Regions from separate parts of the Mus musculus genome. Here region 2 is linked to region 1. A link is a loop called in an ENCODE intact Hi-C map of the cell type or tissue named here. Cell type or tissue: left cerebral cortex. All regions are shown on one strand. Links, peaks and the distances in the headings refer to the core of each region. The heading gives the core; the rest is flanking DNA.

Region 1 (5,375 bases), core at 177-5,176:
ACACTCGGGCTCCTCCGGGCTCTGTAAAGACATCACAGCAACAGTCAATGGCAGGATCAATCAACATGCTTTCCTTGCAATTACAAAGGTTTTAAAGTCAACCATCAACAATACAGTAGGCAGTAGGCTCATTGTAAAAGTATTCATGTTAAAAATGAAGTTGGCCATGATGGTGTACACCTTTAATCCCAGTGGAGATAAGCAGAGCTCTGTGAGTTTCAGGCCAGTCAGGGCTACATAGCTGACATCCTTTCTCAAAGAAAAAGACCAAAACCAAAATAACACAAAACAAAACCACTTTTCTCGACTCTGACAGGTTAACAGCTGCCTATCATAGCCTCACTTCTATGCTCACTTCACAGTCCGGTCCTCAAATAGTTTATTAGTTTCCTTTAGTTTGACTTCCATAGGCCAGTTGAGCTGAATGACCTGAATTTGATCCCTGTACCACAGAATCATAGATGGAGACCTGAAAGGTTATCTGCTAACCTCCACATGTGTAGCCTGGCACGTGTGCCCCTCCCCCTGCACACAAATAATTTTAAAGACCTCTGACAAAGTTCAACATCTAGAAGAAACTAACTGAGGCAGGCCAACTGGGCTATATAATAGGACGAACGGACAGACGGACGGATGGACGGATGGACGGACGGAAGGAAGGAAGAGACGAAGGGAGGAGAGGGGAGGGGAGGAAGAGGAAGAGGAAGAAGAGAGAAGGAAAAGGAAGAAGGAAGAAGAGGAAGAAGTAGTATTACTATTGTTGTTGTTGTTGTTATTCTACTTGTTGTTGTTGTTGTTGTTATTCTACTTCCAGACCTCAGTTTAGAGGCTCAGGAGACAGCTTAGTCAGCACCAACCTGGGCTGCATGAGTCCTTCTCAAAACCAACACCAGCAGCAGTAACTCTTGGCACAAGTTATATCATGTACAGCATCCACCACTACCTACTGGCAGCTCATTCAACCTCCAGGATTTAAATTTACTGACATTTTTAAGAAATGGCATACTTTCTAAAGTTCTTTTTCCTTCACACAAGGAACACACATTTATATTCCTCTAAAGTTTGCTATTTCAGAAAGAGCCTCTTCTAACCTTCTTTGGGTCTTGATTTTTAAGAAATAAGCACTTGCCAAGAGTGGTGGCACACACCTTTAATCACAGCACTGGAGAAGGCAGAAGCAGATGGAGTTCAAGGCCAGTCTGGTCTACATGGTGAGTTCCAGGCTAGCTAGGGCTACACAGTAAGACCCTATCTTATAAATAAAACATAAATATGATTAAAAAAAAATCACCATTCATTTTTATCTCTAGTGCCAGGCTGCGGGCATCTGACTCTGAGAGGACAGCAATCATCTCCTTACAATGACAGTCAGGCCAAGGTGCAGAGCCGCTGGCTCATTCCTCAACAGTCACCTGTCGGGTGGCTGCAGCTCCTTTTCCTGAAGCACTGGGGGATAAGAAGCTACTGAAGGCCACCTGCAGCCACTCTAAGCCCCCGTCTGTCACCCCTTAGATCTTCACTTCACAGAAGCCTTCAGATGTCAGCTGCTCAGTGGGGTCAACATTCCCTGTGTTTAAGCTCAATTGTAGCTGAAAGCAAAACTGACTTTCACTTTCTAAGCTGGTTTCGTGGAAGAAAAGGTTAACCAATGGAAGCATCTTGCCAAGGTGTGGTCACGCCCTTCTCAGACCACGGTTACATCACTTTCTCCAGTCTGAGATGAAGGATCCACCTTCTACTAAGGTGCCCATAACCCAAGGGTGATCCTATAGGAAAAGTATCCAGGTGAGGAGTGGACAGGGCAGGCTGGACAAGACCTTAACTCATCCATAAGCAAAGAAACAGAGGATGCCAAGTTCCAGTAACAGACAAAGGCTCTCTCCATGCAGTGACCACCCACCTTCACTGTCCAAAATGGACAGGGCTGGCATGGGGACCTGGTGCCAGCAGAGGCCACAATTGAGAGAGCTGGAGGAAGAGCAGGACCAAGTAGATGGCCCTGGGAGCCACTTGGGGATGGGGTGATGTGACAGCCAGGAGCATGCTATCCTGCCAGCTCCTTGTGTTAGCCTCCAGAATAGAATCTTCCATAACACGCTCTAGTGTGCTGCCCTGTGGCTACTTTCCCACAATGATAAATTCACTCGGTGTGAGCCAATCCTGTACAGAGATAGCTTTGATAATCTCAGAAAGCAAACACTAGAGGGAGAGGGCAGGAAGCAACAGAAGAAGAGGCTGAGCAGTGCCTGAGGACACACAAGCTGCTCAAGCCCAGAACCAGGTCAGAGGAATCTTCTCAAGAAGGGCCATCCCCCTACTGCCCACCAGACTAATACAAAGGAAAGGTGGGGATAATCTGTGAAGAAGTATCTGAGAACAGTGGCCAAGCAGCATGCATAACCTATGACTGAGTACACTGGCATCCCAAACTACTGCCTATTTGTGTTAGAAACAAGGTGTATGAAGGACTCACTTCCAATTCACAGAAGTGACTTAAACACTAGGGAGAGCTAGAGTCTATCTATGTGATACGCACTTGCCTGGGTGTACAAAGCCCAGGGGCCAGCCCACAGCACCGTAAGTCCAAACCACACCATTCAAACCCAGCGTAGGGTATTTATTACTTTTTCTATTTAGAATGTGTTAAGTATGTTACAAAGGCCCAAGTCCATATTGACTCTGCTTCTTGTAGCTTAAATTGTTTGTTATTGCTGTTTGGTTTTGTTCAAAAAACAAAGAAATGAAAAATGGAAAATGAAAAAACAGAAAACTTTTTTTTCCACTTATCATCTTATGTATGAATACACACAGCACATGAGACCCCCACAAGCCAAAAACAGTTTTAACTTAAAAACTACTTAGATGTAACATATACATAGTATACAAAACTAGTTTCATCAAATCAAAGGTAGGTTTTCAGTCTTTCTGAGACAGGGTCTCACTATGTACCCCTGGCTGGCCTGAAACTTGTTCTGTAGACCAGGCTGGCCTAGAACTCAGAGAACTGCCAGCATCTGCCTCCTGAGTGCTCCACCATACTTGACTATGGTTTTAATTTAGTTTAAATATGTATTGCCACATACAAGAACATCAATAATGTTTTTCTATGCTGCTGCTGAATATTTTTGTTTTATGATTTAGATGAAGTCTCACTACATAGCCCTGGATAGCATGGACCTCACTAAGTAGAACAGGCTGTAATATTTCATAATCAAAAGATTAAATCACTGCCCACTAAGGAGCGGAAGCCTGCAGTCTACCAGCGCCATAACAATGGATGGACATAAAGTCTCACTGTGAACATCAATACACCGGTATCAATGGCTGTCTGCTGCTGTTCACACTTTTGCTATCATGACACAAATCCTAAATCTGCCCTTTTCCTCTGAGAAGTTAAATAAAACACTAAAATTTACCTTCTGTCCTCAGGACTACTGACCCTAAGATAGGCACTGAAGATAAACAATTAGAGAGATTCTACATATAAACAGAATTTCTCCAAATTATCACTGGTAATATTGTAACTAAAACAAGGCTGGTTTAAAAAACTATTGGATTAAAAATAAAAATTCTGGGGCTGGGGGCAATGCCCAAAAGCTAAGAATATTTGCTGCTCTGTCTATTTCCCAGAACCCACATGGGACTCTCTTACAACAGTCTGGTGGCTGCAGTGCCAGGGGGCCCTCCACCTCCTCTGGCCTCCAGAGCTTCCAGGCACATTTACGTATATGCAGGTGATACACTCATAAGCACAAAAATAAATAACATTTGAAACATTTCTCTCTTAAGATAAAGCAGTATCTATGATTTTAAGAGCCAGCAGAAAGGTGCAACTATGAAATCAAATAATAGCTAAGCTTAATAAGAAACCAAGTTCTGACAGGCACTGCCCACGCCTCTAATCCCAGCACTGAAAAGCAGAGGCAGGCGGATCTGAGTTTGAGGCCAGCCTTGGCCTACAGCAAGTTCCAAGACAGCCAGGGCTACACAGAGAAACCCTATTTCAAGGGGAAAATACAAAAAAGCCAAAAAGAAACCAAGTTTTTGGACTGGAGAAATGACTCAATGTTTCTAAGAACTTGCTGCACAATTATAAGGCCAGAGTACTCACACACAAATCTTTTTTTAAAAGAACCCTCAAGTTTTTCTGAGGAGCACAGGAGCTACTACTTAGCACACATGAGGTCTGTTCTTAAAAAATAAAGTCAGAGCTGGTAAGATAGCCCAGTGGGTAAAGCTGCTTGCTGCCTAGTGTAATCCTGAGATCCATGAGGTAGGAGAAAATCAATTCCCAAAAGTTGACCTCTGACTTTTACATATGTACCGTGGTACATGTATATGCATGTGTACACACATGCACACACATGCGCGCGCGCACACACACACACACACACACACACACACACAGCCCAAAAGTAACTTTAAAAAAAAAAAATGGCTCAGTAGTTAAGAGCACTTGCTGTTTTTACAGAGAACCTGGGTTCAAGTCCCAGCACCTACATGGTGATTCACAATTGTAACTCCACTTCTAGGAAACTGGTGGCACCCTCTTCAAGCCTCTGAAAGCATAAGACACACATGTCATACACACATATGCAAACAAAACACTCATACATAAAATTTGAAAAAAATATTTTTACTAAGTCAAAATCTCCACCTTTCCTCTGGAAAACCTTATATACTTTATATATTATATACATTATATATTACACATATGTATTCTTTTTAAATCACTTCTCATCTCCATATAAATGCTTGCTTTCTTTGTGCCCTCCAAACTTTTAACTTACATTTTCATAATAGGAAGAACAAACAGGTGTCTCTAAGCTGGGCTCCAAATCTCCTTGGTAGTTGTCATTATTACTTCCCCTTGTATCATCAAGTTGGTGCCCTTTTCTGAGCCGTATATCTGGCTCTGGAGTCCTGGTGCACCCCAATCGGTGTTTGGCTGGCTCGTTCATGGGATACCAAAGCCTTTCTTACAAAGTGGTCTTTCTTTCTGTCCCTTCTTCTTGGGAGAATGGATTTTTAAGGGATGGTAAGTTGACCCTGTGGAGAGACAAGTTATACACATGAGTGCTGAAAAGACACATATGCTACATTACTATATATAAAAGTTCAATCGCTAAAAAGAGCAGTATTCTTGAAGACTTATATCCACTGTTAATAAACATTGCCAAAATCTATCAATCAACGAAAAAAGACGTGTAATATTTCCATTTATGTTAATTATAAATATGTGGCTGTATGAATTTATGCACATAAAATTATTACTAGGAAGTATTAAAAATCATGCTCCCAGCATTGAAGCACACATAAAGAAGTCAGGAGTTAACAGAAAGACTACTTACAGTCCAGTACACTCTGCCCCTGTC
Region 2 (5,375 bases), core at 57-5,056, 1.1 Mb after region 1:
TCACTGTATAACTACAGTAAGAGAGGTTGTTTAAAGTAGCTCCAGGGCGCCCTCATGGGGCAGACAGCAGCCTTGTGGCGTAGGTTCTAGAGAATGCACAGGTCTTCCTAGACTTAGGTGAGAAAAGGACCATGAAATGCTGTGGGAAGCACGAATTCAGTGATTGTGTGTGTGCATATGTGTGTGCAGTAATGAAGACTTAATAAAGTTGCTGTATTGGTAAGAACTCATAGTTGTTATTGAATCACCTCTTACCATAGGTCAGACACGTCTTGCCTAGCATTAGCAAGCCCTGAGGTTCCAAGTCTCACTGTGTGGCCTGTATTCAACCCTGCAGCAGCCAAGTGAGAAAGAGAAAGCCCCTCCCACCCATCAGCCTTTCCCAGCTCTATTTCTTCAGAAATTCAGGCAGCAAGGGCCCTTGGATCTAGACACCAGTCAAGCCTATGGCATCTGCCACCCTAGTTTCAGATACGAACTTAAACGTAAGTTCTCCCAGCAGCAAATCAGCCCCACATCAGCCCAGAACTGCTCTCTACCATGTCTGACTCCACGTAGGGCTCCCAGCCCTCAGCTTCTAGCTGCTGTCATTAGATCATATCAGTACATTAGTTCTTCTGCTCGATTTCTTTCTCCTGAGATCTTATAGAGACATCCATACATCATACAGTTCACAACTGTCCCTTTGCAGCTGAGTGGCTTGGCATATTCAGAGTTCAGTGACAAACAGTGTAATCAGCTTTAGAACACTCGTATACCCCAGAAAGAAGCCTGGTGTGCCTCCCCCCGCACCCCCACCTCCTCAGCCCCAGGTAGCACCAGGTCTGCTTTCTTTCATTTTCTAGACATGTCTGTTCTAGATTTTCCATATACTAGGATCAGAATTCTCAGGGGCTTCTTGGCTCATGTTCTTCATACCACTTCCTCCTTAGAGGTCTTTGCTCATCATGAATGTTAGAAATTCTAGAAACTGGTGCCTGCTGTCAGACAAACACCAAGATCACCAAGAACATCAAAACCATTCCTTTATGCTTGTATTATTCTGAACCGTGCCTAATGAAACTGTTTTGGCCTGGCATGGTGCCACATTTGAGTCTCAACAGGAGTTCCACGCCAACCTTGGTAATAGTAAGACCCTCTCTCAAGACAGGAAACAAGGTGGCTCCACAGGTAAAGGGGCTTGCACCCCCACCCCCACCCCCACCCCCCACCACAGCTTTGATGTCCTAAGTTCAATCCCCAGGGCCTGCCTGGAAGGAGAGAGTCTGATCTCAACACAGATTTCATGGCTGGCACACACACATGACACTGAGTATGTAGGCACACATGCCAGTAACTAGGAATGAGAGGACCCCTGTTTGGGAGACTAGGTGTGGCTCAGCAATAGAGTACTTGTCTAGCACACATGTGCCTCAGGAAAAAACAGAAAAAGATGGCGGAAGAGCACTTGCTGCTTTCTCAGAGGACCCAGGCTCAGTATTCAGCACCCACATGGCAGCTCACAACCGCCTCTAACTCCAATTCCAGGGGATCCAGTGTGCTCTTTTGGCCTCTTCAGGCACCAGGCATACCCATGCACACAGTGCACATACATACATGAAGGCAAACCACTCACACACACAAGTCGTTTAAGATCTTATTTACACACACACACCCCCCACCACCACCACCAGAAGCCAGCCGCTGCCACCATGTGCTGCTTTCTTGGCTCTTTGCCTATCTCCTAGAAAGTTGCAGGGTGAGGCTTAGTAGAACACATCAGTCAGCACGTGACCAGGGGGCATGGGACCTGTACTCCTGACAGGCATTTCCCTGCATCTCTAGGCAAACTCCTGAGTGCACTCTCCTGTCTTGAGCCTAATTGAGAAATGAGGTGTGTGTGTGTGTGTGTGTGTGTGTGTGTGTGGTGGTGGGGATGAACAAGGAAAGAGTAAGGGACAATTAGAGGTGACCTGGGTGTCACTTGATAGAGTGTTTCAGTCCAGATCTAGTTTCTTGGCACTGCTTCGGAAGGCTCACACGCAAGTCCCTTAGCCAGGCTTCCAGCTGCATTGGAGCTGACATCTGTGATGGGAGAGGAAGGTGGGTTTGGTTAGTTTTTATTTACCTGTGAAAATGAAACAGGTAAGGTCTGCGGCTCAGTGACAGATGGCTCGCTCAGCCTGAGACCCTGGGTTGCATCCCCAGTCCCGGAAGTAAGACAAGAAAACTTGAAAATAAAGTAGGGACTCAGGAGGAGGGTGGTATCCTGGAGACGCAATGGGCAGTTAGATTCCCATTCTAAATAAGTGAAAGAGCAGGCTTTGCCCTACCCTGGCGCCTCCAGAGGAGACCTGCTCACCAAGGGCCACCAGGCGATACTGTAGGCTCCAGCCTGTGTAAGAGAGCAACATCCCAAGAGCTCTTTGGCACAGTCAGTGCAAGGCTGGCACTGAAATTCAGGACTTGCGTCTCACAAGTCAGACGTGTTAGACAGAAAGTTCCTTACAAAGAGCATCCCGGCCCTGTTCAGAAGCTGAGCAGCTTTAGATCAACAACTTTCCCAGGCTCCAGGTTGCTCTCTCTAAAAAGGGCACCACATTAGTTCCTACCTCATAGCTGTCTGTAAGGGACGGGTGAAGTTCACATGAGAGGAGCTGACTTCTCCACACCCAGGAAGTGCTGGAACATTTTAACCACAACCGGGTCCCTCTGTGGCTCCTCCATCACACTGCTGCCTCTCCCCACAGGCCCAGCGGCTTCCTCCCTCAGTCGGAGCCTCTGACCTGGTTCTGGGCTTGAGCAGCTTGTGTGTCCTCAGGCACTGCTCAGCCTCTTCTTCTGCTGCTTCCTGCCCTCTCCCTCTAGTGTTTGCTTTCTGAGATTATCAAAGCTATCTCTGCGCAGGATTGGCTCACACCAAGTGAATATATCATTGTGGGAACGTAGCCACAGGGCAGCACACTAGAGCGTGTTACGGAAGATTCTATTCTGGAGGCTAACACAAGGAGCTGGCAGGGTAGCATGCTCCTGGCTGTCACATCACCCCATCCCCAAGTGGCTCCCAGGGCCATCTACTTGGTCCTGCTCTTCCTCCAGCTCTCTCAATTGTGGCCTCTGCTGGCACCAGGTCCCCATGCCAGCCCTGTCCATTTTGAACAGTGAAGGTGGGTGGTCACTGCATGGAGAGAGCCTTTGTCTGTTACTGGAACTTGGCATCCTCTGTTTCTTTGCTTACGGATGAGTTAAGGTCTTGTCGAGCCTGCCCTGTCCACTCCTCACCTGGATACTTTTCCTATAGGATCACCCTTGGGTTATGGGCACCTTAGTAGGAGGTGGATCCTTCATCTCAGACTGGAGAAAGTGATGTAACCGTGGTCTGAGAAGGGCGTGACCACACCTTGGCAAGATGCTTCCATTGGTTAACCTTTTCTTCCACGAAACCAGCTTAGAAAGTGAAAGTCAGTTTTGCTTTCAGCTACAATTGAGCTTAAACACAGGGAATGTTGACCCCACTGAGCAGCTGACATCTGAAGGCTCCTGTGAAGTGAAGCTCTAAGAGGTGACAGAAGGTGGCTTAGAGTGGCTGCAGGTGGCTTCAGTAGCTTCTTATCCCCCAGTGCTTCAGGAAAAGGAGCTGCAGCCACCGACAGGTGACTGTTGAGGAATGAGCCAGCGGCTCTGCACCTTGGTCTGGTGCCCCAGGGTGTGATTTTGTCCTCTTCCTTGTCAGCAGTACTGCACCACCACCATTTACCCCGGGGCAGCCTCCCTGTCCCTACACTAAACCAGTCCTCCAGAGATCTCCTCCAGTTTTCTCGGGTGTCTCTGAGGAACTCCAGCTGACCAGAGCCAACAGGCACTGCTGGCTTACCTGGAAGATGTGTCTAAATATGTATAACAGGCCTGGACAGACTTAGGAAGAAATGAAAGCGTGCTGCTACATTGTCCTGGAGTTGTTTTCTGTATATATACATTTTGGCTTGTGAGATTTATCACACGGGCTTGAGAAAAAACAAACCAAAACATTTTGGTATATACACCTCATTTAATTAAAAAAGTGTTCTTACCTTTATTTATTTGTGTATTTATTTTATGTGTGGTGTGAGGAAGGGCACGTGCACGCACCAGGGTGGTCGTAAACATCCATGGGACACAGCTCCTTCCATCCCGAGGGGGCCCAGCTCAGTGGCAAGCGCCTTTACTCTCAGAACCATCTTGTTTGCCCACTGCATTCCATTCTTTGTTTTGGTTTTTGAAACAGGGTTTCTCTGTGTAACTCTGACTGTCCTGGAACTTGATCTGTAGACCAAGCTAGCCTTGAACTCAGAGAAATCCACCTGCCTCTTTGCTCCTGAGTGCTGGGATCAAAGGTGTGCACCCCTCCTTTATCTTCCCCTTCTTTTCATTCTCTTTTCTGTGTGCGTGCATTGCTCTCTCTCTCTCTCAAAACATTTATTTATTTATTTATTTATTTATTTATTTAATGTATGTAAGTACGCTGTTGCTTTTTTCAGAGACACCAGAAGAAGGAGTCAGATCTCATTACGGATGGTTGTGAGTCACCATGTGGTTGCTGGGAATTGAACTCATGACCTCTGGAAGAACAGTCAGTGTTCTTAACCTCTGAGCCATCTCTCCAGCCCCCCCCCCCCCTTTTCATTTTTAACATGTCCCTTCAAGCTACCATGGTACCTGATTTTTGTTTTGTTTTGTGTGTACGTGTTTAAATGTATTTATTTGTTTGATCTATATATCTGTACACCATCTATGTCCGGTGATTAGCGAAGCCAGAAGAGAGCATCAGATCCCCTGGGACTGGAGTTGTCCCTTGAGACTGGTGGTTGCTGGGAGTTGAACCTGCATCTTTTGGAAGAGCAGCCAGTGCTCTTGACTTTTGAGCCACCTCTCCAGACCCTACAACTTTGGTTCTACTGGTTTGCCTGAAACTCTCTCGTCTCCTTCCTGTGTTTCTGTTTGTTGGTGTTTTGTGCTGTTTTGAAGCAATGGCCTTATTTATACCCTACACTTCTACTTGAGTGCAGAGCCACACAGTAAGAGCAGATGGTTTCTTGCTAGGCATGTTGCTGTAGTCCCAGCCAACTGTGCAGACTGAGGCAGGAGGATTCCTTGAACCTAGGTGTTTGAAACCTGTCTGAGCAGTATAGTGAGAACCTGTCTCATACAAGCAGATTATCTCTCCTGCTTTCCATCCTGGTAAGCTACTCATGGAGTAAAAGGAAAACGGAAACAACTGGGAAATTCCTCTGTAAACAACAGAAGGTCTGAGATGGCCCAGGCCCCAGTCTCTGCCTCCCCGAATCACATGCCAAATGCTTCTCTAAGGTGCCACAACACCAACACCAACCTACAAAAATAATGACAAATGTCACAGT

What was found. Peaks named below come from ENCODE experiments on the same cell type or tissue, not always from the same donor. Only the 100,000 strongest peaks of a DNase experiment are listed, where the experiment ranks them.
Region 2: a loop joins it to region 1, with 18 times the contacts of the local background. A loop is called at or near these places in 8 of 42 quality-filtered maps.

The regions. Positions count from the first base shown.
Region 1 is chr6:119,365,360-119,370,734 of GRCm38, forward strand. It overlaps Adipor2 (adiponectin receptor 2), which reads right to left. Exons shown (of 8, transcript NM_001355692.1): 2 at 4,791-5,049; 3 at 1-21. The coding sequence starts at 4,961. Among named protein-coding and RNA genes, the nearest start is that of Adipor2, 21 kb to the right of the region's middle. In left cerebral cortex, for the core only: a CTCF peak has its summit at 2,214; a DNase peak (open chromatin) is centred at 2,171.
Region 2 is chr6:120,483,506-120,488,880 of GRCm38, forward strand. Il17ra (interleukin 17 receptor A) reads left to right here. Exons shown (of 13, transcript NM_008359.2): 13 at 1-222. Among named protein-coding and RNA genes, the nearest start is that of Tmem121b, 7.8 kb to the right of the region's middle. In left cerebral cortex, for the core only: CTCF peaks have their summits at 64 and 2,811; a DNase peak (open chromatin) is centred at 2,705; H3K27ac peaks cover 932 bases.